Linked DNA regions of Homo sapiens: regions 1 and 3 are each linked to region 2. Evidence: chromatin contacts called from ENCODE Hi-C data. All regions are on one chromosome and are shown on one strand. The core of a region is the stretch at or near the end of the contact, and the rest is flanking DNA. Distances in the headings are between cores, read along the strand shown.

What was found. A loop is a pair of places that touch in the nucleus more often than their neighbours do. Pooled maps may share reads with other maps.
Region 1: a loop to region 2 is called in a pooled map, with 5 times the contacts of the local background. The contact joins the promoter of NFAT5 here to the promoter of NUTF2 in region 2. A Hi-C loop is called at or near these places in 5 of 50 pooled maps.
Region 3: a pooled map shows a loop between it and region 2 (5-fold over the local background). The contact joins the promoter of TERF2 here to the promoter of NUTF2 in region 2. A Hi-C loop is called at or near these places in 5 of 50 pooled maps.

Annotation. Positions count from the first base shown.
Region 1 is chr16:69,564,592-69,567,291 of GRCh38, forward strand. NFAT5 (nuclear factor of activated T cells 5) reads left to right here and starts at 1,375. Exons shown (of 15, transcript NM_138713.4): 1 at 1,375-1,783. The coding sequence starts at 1,711. MIR1538 (microRNA 1538) reads right to left here and starts at 1,277; the gene lies at 1,217-1,277. RefSeq lists an enhancer at 1-339 and silencers at 1,001-1,380, 1,100-1,276, 1,571-1,840, 1,861-2,170.
Region 2 is chr16:67,845,568-67,848,267 of GRCh38, forward strand. It overlaps NUTF2 (nuclear transport factor 2), which reads left to right and starts at 1,366. Exons shown (of 5, transcript NM_005796.3): 1 at 1,366-1,418. It overlaps CENPT (centromere protein T), which reads right to left and starts at 2,126. Exons shown (of 16, transcript NM_025082.4): 1 at 1,834-2,126. RefSeq lists silencers at 852-1,121, 1,322-1,671 and an enhancer at 2,142-2,251.
Region 3 is chr16:69,384,618-69,387,317 of GRCh38, forward strand. It overlaps TERF2 (telomeric repeat binding factor 2), which reads right to left and starts at 1,390. Exons shown (of 10, transcript NM_005652.5): 1 at 976-1,390; 2 at 774-869; 3 at 1-93. The coding sequence starts at 1,354. RefSeq lists a silencer at 1,006-1,385.

The DNA.
Region 1 (2,700 bases), core at 125-2,624, 1.7 Mb after region 2:
TGAGATGAAAGATAGGTGAGCTCTGATGACACACGTTTAAATTCTAGGTCTACAGGTAAAACTTTGTAAAGGGCCTTGCCTCAGCGACATCTGTACTGGGCCCTCCTTTGCTGAGAGCTTCTTACCCCAACCCTAGCACTCCAAGTCCCGAGAACTGCTCAATTTCATGGGAAAAAGTCTCTATAATTATATATATATGTATATATGTGTGTATATATGTATGTATATATATGTGTGCATATATATACACATACACATATTACAACAGACTGATTTTCATGAGTTGTAACTATCCTTGTAGATAAAAAACGAAACCATTCGAATAGCTTAAAAACCATGCCCACGTGGCTACTGGCATCAATATTCCACACAAGATTAAAATTACTTCCCAAGATGCACACCCTGCACTCCAGGTAATATTTCAATAACTTGATTAAAAATTTCTCAGAAGTCTATTAGAATCAGAAAACGCTCTGCGGTGTGGGTGAGGATTTTAAATTTTTGCAACGGAAACTTTTGGCTCCACGAACAGAAAAGCAAGAGCAAAAACTCAGTTAAATGCGTTCTTCCTCCATCTTTGCCTAGTCCAAAAGGAAAAAAAAAGAAACAGAAAAAAGAAAAACTGTTTGGAAGAGTAGCGTTGAGGTTTGCTTTTTACCTGTTTTTCCTCTAGAACAGCCAGGTGGATTCACATGATCCAATTTTTTAATTGTCTTCTATGTCCCACTCCGAATAACCCGGATGCCCCAGCACAATCAGAGAGATCGTTTTTTTTAAAAAAAATTTCAGCCTCCAAAGGTAGGAGGGGAGTGTTAGGGGAGAAAGTACTTTAATTAAAAATCAATAACTCGAGGTTTTTGGGATACGGTTTGCCATTTCCTAATTAAGAAATGGGTTTGACAGTCCCTTTGTACACACTGCTATGCAAACCCCAAAGGGTTGGCGGCTGTCCGGGCGATGACACTCCGGTCCCCTGCGAGACCCCGGGCCAGCCAGGCCCGTCCGCCGCCGGCCTCTGGGGTCCGTCCCCGGCTCGCGCAGACCTCTCGCTTCTCTCGGCTCTGTCTCCTGCGCTCAGCTCTGCTCGGGGCCGGCCGCCTCAGGCTCGCCGCCACCAGGTCGTTGCAAATACCTTTTCCCTCCCCGGGGCCCCAGCGCGCGGCCACCTCCCAGCCTCCCCCCCTCCCACCCTGGCAGCGGGGCCCTTTCCCGGCTCAGGAACAGCAGCAGCCCGGGCCGCGCCGGCAGGAAGCGAGGCCCATGTTGCTGCTGTTCCCTGGCGCGCCTCCCCGCCCTCCGGGGGCCGCCACGGCTCTTCCGCGCTCCCGGGCACCCCCCTCCGCGCCTGCGCTGTGCCCCACGGGGGCGGGGCTCAGATTCCTGTCAGCGGCGGCGGCGGTGGCGGCGACCGTCAGTTTTCGCTGAGGAGAAACACGAAACGGACCCTTTGGCTCTCCCCCTTCCCCTTCCCCGTCCTGAACCCCTCTCCTGGTCACCGAGAATCAGTCCCCGTGGAGTTCCCCCTCCACCTCGCCATCGTTTCCTCGGTCCTCGGCCCAGTGGAAGTCACTACCCTCGAGGAGGAGGCAGCGGCAGCCGCCCTCGCGTCGCCGCCCCCGGTTCGGTGCCCGCGGTCCCGGAGAGGAGGTGCCGCCGCCACCGCCGCTCCCCCCCTCCCGCTGCCCTCGGGCCGGGCTGGGTCGAGCTGCGATGCCCTCGGACTTCATCTCATTGCTCAGCGCGGACCTAGACCTGGAATCGCCCAAGTCCCTCTACTCGCGAGGTGAGTCAGGCTGTGGGGGGTGGGGCGTGGGGGCGGGGAGACAGGGAGACAGGGAGACAGGGCCAGGGGAGGCGAGGGGTCCCCGTCCCGCCGGGGGCGGCTGAGCCGCGACCCCCATGGCTTCTTTGGCCGGAGCGGGCAGAGGCCGAAGGGATCGGGGTGACGGTGGAGGGGGCGGGCGGAGCAGTGGCGGCCCCTCCCCCGCGGAGCCGCCGGCCGCTCGGGGCCCAGATTCCGTCGGCCCCCGGGGCTCTGCGGCACCGGTCGCTTCTAGCCGCTCTCAGCCCGTCCGGCCCCGCCAGGCTCCGCGAGCCGCCGGCCCCGGCCTCCCGGGCTCGGGGATGGCCCCAGACTGGGCCCCGCGCTGGGGCCACCGCGATCGGGGCGCCGCGTCTTCTCTTACCGGGACCCTCCTCCCCAGCAAAGTTGCCCCCAAGCGGGCGGCGTGGCCTGGAGCCGGTTCTGAGTGCAGGGTCACCATTTTCCTCCCTTTCCAGCTTGTTTTTGCGCCGTCGTTCCACCCCCTCTCCCTCCGGCCTAGTCCACTCCCTCCCCATGTTGGGACAGCCCCCCTCGACCAGGCGTTCTTCCTTTCCTCGTCATCTTCTTGCTGGAAAGGGCCCGATGGAAAGGGCCCGAATTTTCTTTTCTTTTTTTTTCTCTTCCCACCTCCGTGGCATTCTAATTACTTCTCCCTTCTCCTTTACAAAGATGGGGGTGCCCTCTCTGGATTGGTTTTATTCCTCTCCTCTCCCAGGAGGACCAGCCCAGGCACAGACGCTGTCCTTTGAGAATTTTCTCTGCTTTTCCGTTCAAGGGCTGGTTGCAGGGAGGGAGCTCAGGCAGAGACTTTTCATTTAAGAACTCTTTTGGCTAAGGCCTGCAGGGGATTCCCAGCATCTGAAATATTAGCACTG
Region 2 (2,700 bases), core at 116-2,615:
CCAGCCATGCTCTTCAGTGTATCCTTGAGCTCCTATTTATTGAAGGGACTTCTGCTGTTTCTGCATTGGCTCCCTTGAGGCTCTCAGCAGTACTCCCTGGACCCTCCCTGGTGTCTGGAGGTTATGGGCAGTGTTTTGGCTTCTTAGGGAGAAGAAGACAGTTCACAGAGCAAGGGAGATCCCAGATGCAGATGTATAAGCGGGGCAATGCAGAGTTCTCACTAGCTGAGTAATAAGCATCTAGTCAGGCAAAGTGTAGTGTTGACAGACCTGAGATTTAAAAAACAGAAGTGTGGTCCGGTCTTACCAGCCATCTCTTGGAGGGGTAGCCTGTGGGTGGGGGAAGGTGCAAAACTCTTGTGGAAGAACAGGAGTACTGAGAGACCTCCGGCCAGGAAGGAAGGCTAGGAGTTGCCTGGAGAGGCCTTGTAGCCATTTCCCTTACCTGTGGTACCCCAAGTTGGCTGCAGATCTCTTTGCCAAGCACAGGTCTGACCTAGAGACTGGCCTTACCACAAATGTTTGTGTTACCAAGAAAACAAATGGGCGTTGAAAGGAAAGGGCAATGGGTAGGAAGAGAACTATTTACAATCTGGTCACTTAAATCACAGCGAAATTTTGGGTAAGTCAGTCATTTCTCTTTCCTCATTAATAAAAATGAAACACTTAGCTGCTCTATCTGCTGCAAAAAAACCTTACAGAATGTTTTGGGGGGACCCCTGACTGTAGAAGTTTGAGGGTAACCTCTCCAACCAAGCCCCACCTGAGGGACATTTGAGTCTCCGGCCCAAGAATAGCCTAGCCTGCTCGAAACCAGCTTTGGGCCCGACTCGCCGAGGTGCAGGCGCACGAATGTTGGGATTGCAGGAGCTGTGCGTTCCGCCCGGGCTGGTTAAGGCCACACAGCTCGGAAGAGTAACAGCGGCAGCCATAGCCCCAAGGGGAGGGGGTTTCGTGAGCGGAAACGGCCCAGGGGCCCAGGGAGGGGCAGCTGGGCCAGCTTGGGGCCGGGCTGGGCTCCCACGGAGGCGGGGCCAACCCCCACCCCAGTGCACAGACTGGGCGGGGCCGAGCCAGCTGAGACCAGGAGACAACTGAGCCCTGACCCTAGCCTGGCGCCAACCTCTAGTGTTCCAGAGGCTTCCGCTAGACCACAATTCTCAGGGGCTTGCCCCGGCAGCCTCCCTCCCTGGCTTAGCCTCACCTCCCGCGCTGCGGGCCGTGTCTGGGCCTCCGCGCATAGCACGCCGGGAATTGTAGTTTTCTCTCGGCGCGCTCATGCCGGAAAGGGGGGGCGGTGGGACTGCGTCTCCCAGAGTGCAGCGGGGCGGGCGAAGGAAGGCAGGGGGGAAGGGACAGTCGGCCGCAGACCGCGCTGGGTTGCCGCTGCCGCTGCCGCCATCGTGCCAGCCCCTCGGGTGAGTGTCGGGGCCAGCACGCCGGGGCGGGGGCTGGGCCGCAGGAGCCGCTCTCTGGGCTGCCGGGAGGCTCCGCTGAGAGTCCCCGGGCGGCCCCTCCCCTCCCCCCCCCCCGGCGGCCCGAAGCCGCGCGGGGCCCGGGCCATGTGTCGCGCGCGGCTCCGCCTCCCGCCGGTCCTGTGAGGCGGCGGCCGGGGGTAACGCACAGAGAGCCAGCCGGGCGCCTATCTGGGCCGTACCGTGCTGGTGGCTGGTGCACCGGCCTGCGCCATGGCCAGGCCTTTTTCTCTAGTCAGGACCGTCCGGATGGGGCCTTAGGGCCCCGCCCCGTCTAGCCTGGCCCGGCCTGCGCGAGCCCCGCAAGCTCTGCAGGCTGGCTAGCGGGCAGACCCCAGCCCCACGTCCTGCTACCCACCTACGAAGGATCCGGGGATGGGCAGCGCCACCCGGCCCGCTCCAGAGTCAGCATGGGTAAGGGCGCCCGCCTGCCGCAGCCGGGGCTTGGGCCCCTCACCCTGTTCCCGACCATAGCCCGGCCGGGGTGTAGGTGAACGCCCCCTCCTTGTCTGCCCCTCGGAAGTGTACGTTTCTTACCGCGCCCTTTGTGGAGCCCGGACTGGAGTTCTCGCAGGGAGGGCAGGGTCAGGGAATATGAGGCGGGAGGGGATTCCACGGGAGACTTTATCCCTGTCTTGTCTTAGAGGATCTGGGCCTGATGGGGTGAGGCGGCTCCTGCCGGGTAGGCCCAGCCCACGCCCTTCTCTATCAGTGACCAGGCCCCAGCAGCAACACAGAATTGCCCCGCAGGACAGGATGACTTCATAAGAATGGGATGTTAAGGTGGGACTTAATGCACGGGAAGTAGAATTCAGGCCTGAGGTTCTTGAGCCTAGTGCTAAACCAGAACCTGGGCTGGAAGGGGCTTTGGGGGGTGGGGCACGTAGATTTCAGACTTTGTGGGGCCCTCCCGAAGCCTGGGTGGCAGAACTAGGGCTGGAAGCTCCAGAAAGTCTGGCTTCCCCTCACTTGCTTGCTCACTTCCCAACAACTGGAGCTGCCTGTAAACAGGCAGGAACCTGGTTGCTTTATGAAATTGCCCTTACTGATGCCATCAGAGACCCTACTGAGTTCTGGGGGAAGAGTTATCTTTGACCAAAAAATACTATCCTGATATCCTTTGTAAAGGCGCTTCTGATTGAGAGATGGTAAATTAAGGAACCAGTCCAGAGAAGACCTTGGGACTAGGGGAGAGATGGCATGTAAAGCGTTGATTTCTCTGAGC
Region 3 (2,700 bases), core at 140-2,639, 1.5 Mb after region 2:
CTTCTGTCAGTGTAAATTCCGTTTTAATCATCTCCAGCACATTGATAGCTGATTCCAGTGGTGTGAGCTCAGCCTCCATATCAAAGGAACAGTCTAGGACAAAGCACAGTTTTCATTTTTAAGCTCTTTTCTAAGGGTAAAAAAGTTATGTCCAAAAATTATATATATATATTTATGGAAATGGAGCATGCAAATATGGTAAGATTTGCATTTAATTTTTTGACATATTTGCTACAGGTTGACATACACGATAAGGGTCCAAATTCAAATCAATGAATTTAACGTGACCATTTTTTAACACCTGTCAAGACAGGCAAAAAAATTATTTTTAAATACCTGCATTTGCCTCTCAAATTCAGAATATACCCATCCTCCTCAGATACGAGTGGCAAGAAACTGACAACAGCTAAATAGCTTTCAAGTTAAATTCAGAGGGGAAAAATGTCAGAGTACTTCCACTCTGAAAAACTCTCTACCATGGGGGAAAAAAGATGTCCATATGAACATAACTCACTTTAGACAGGAGCAAAGTTGGGGTGAGCAATTAACAGGTGGGAGAAGATTTAAAAAAAACACAGAAAAGCAGCCAAGACAACCTTAACCGGAGAAAACTAGAGCCAGTCGAGCCAGAAAACAGACCCATCGTAGAATGAAAAAGACCACTCTGATGGAAACTATCGCACTTTAACCTGGAATCCTTCAGTTCTAGATATAAGTTTTAAAACAAAACCCTACGCAAGTAAGCCCAGAGAAGAACACAAAAATAGCCATACCTAAATTTTCCCCTTCTTCAATCCGCGACAGACACTGCATAACCCGCAGCAATCGGGACACGGTGTGCTCCTTCCCCAAGGGCCTGACAAGCAAAGCTGGGAGAGAAGACATCGTTGGCTGGGCGACCCCCAGTCCCGACTCCCGGTCCCCCGGACCCCCTTCCCCGGCGCTCCAACCCCCCTCCCCCGGCCCGGCCCTCACCCTGCATGATGTCCCGGATCTGTCTGAAGTCCCCGTACCGGCTACCCCGAAAGGCCCGCAGCGCCTCGTGGAAGTAGAACTTGAGCACCCAGCGATTGACTGCCTCTTCCAGCCGTGCCTCCCCCGCGCCGCGCTCCGCCGGGCCCCCCAGCCCCGGCTCGTGGCGCCCCCGCCGGGCCCGCCCGCTACTGCGGGACGCCCGCCTGCCAGCTGCCCGCCCGCTGCCGTCGCTACTCCCGCCTCCTCCCGCCATCGTGTCCGATCGCCGCGCGCCCTCCCCGCCCTCCCGGCCGGGCCGCTTCCTCGGCTGTGACGCCGCTGGGTCACGCACGACGCCCGGGCCGGAAGCGGGGCCCGCCGTCCCGGCTCCCGCGGCCATGATAGAAACAGCGTTCCGAGCCGCCCGCGGGCTTCTGGGAGGGAAAGGACCGGAGGGCCCGGCCCCCTTCTCAGACGCCGTAGTTCCCGATGTGCCGGCCGCAATGCCTCCTGGGGCTTGAAGTCCACACCGCCCAGGCCGGTGAACCCGGCGGGTTTTGCAGTCAACTTCGCTCCGAATTTACAGAAAACAGCTACTATGCTAGGGACGCGGAACAGTGTATTAGAGACTGAAAAACAGGCCGGGATCGGTGGCTCTACGCCTGTAATCCCAGCACTTTGGGAGGCTGAGGCGGGTGGATCACCTGAGGTCGGGAGTTCGAGACCAGCCTGACCAACATGGAGAAACCCCATCTCTACTAAAAATACAAAATTAGCCAGACGTGGTGGCGCATGCCTGTAATCCTAGCTACTCAGGAGGCTGAGGCAGGAGACTCGCTTGAACCCGCGAGGCGGAGGTTGCGGTGAGCCGAGATCGCGCCATTGCACTCCAGTCTGGGCAACAAGAGCGAAACTCCGTCTCAAAAAAAAGAAAAGAAAAAAAAGAAAACCAAATATGTGCACCTTATTAAACACTTTGAAAATTGTGGAAGAGAGCATACACAGAGGAAAGTCTTTAAACAAATTTGTATTTTAACAAATACTGTAATTATAAAGCAAAGACCAGTGTGATACCAATAAATAGAATGCACCTGGCAACCCAGCCGCTAGACATATACTCTTTGTAATCACAAAAATAACACATTTTGTTGTAGAACAATTAGAAAAATAAGCAAAAGGACCACCCATAGTCCCATAGAGGGTCTGAGTCACTTTCAGATATCTCTGATACTCTTGGAATTCACCAACTGGCACTTGACCAAATGGAGAACCTCCAGCTCAGACCTTAGTTCAGGATGGTGGTTGTGGGTGCCTCTTCCTGAGAGGCCCAGTAACTGGTCTAGCTTCAAAGATTGTCCTACCAGCCCCACTAGTCTGGAACCTGCAAAGATCCAGTTTGGGGCCACTCAAAGACAACTCAGAAGTGCAGGTGGCCATGTCCTTGAGGATGTGAATCCCATGCTGGACCTGTGAATTAATATCAGGACCTTAATATGTATAGTATCCTGGAAAGCCAAAAGTTCTATGAGGTACACGTTCCGGGATGAGAGAAGAGGCCTCTAGGTCTGACTGATCTTTGGTGATCATAGCTGCTTTTCTTTTTTTTCTTTGTTTTTCTTGAGATGGAATCTCGTTCTGTCGCCCAAGCTGGAGTGCAGTGGCACGATCTCGGCTCACTGCAAGCTCCGCCTCTGGGTTCATGCCATTCTCCTGCCTCAGCCTCCCGAGTGGCTGGGACTACAGGCG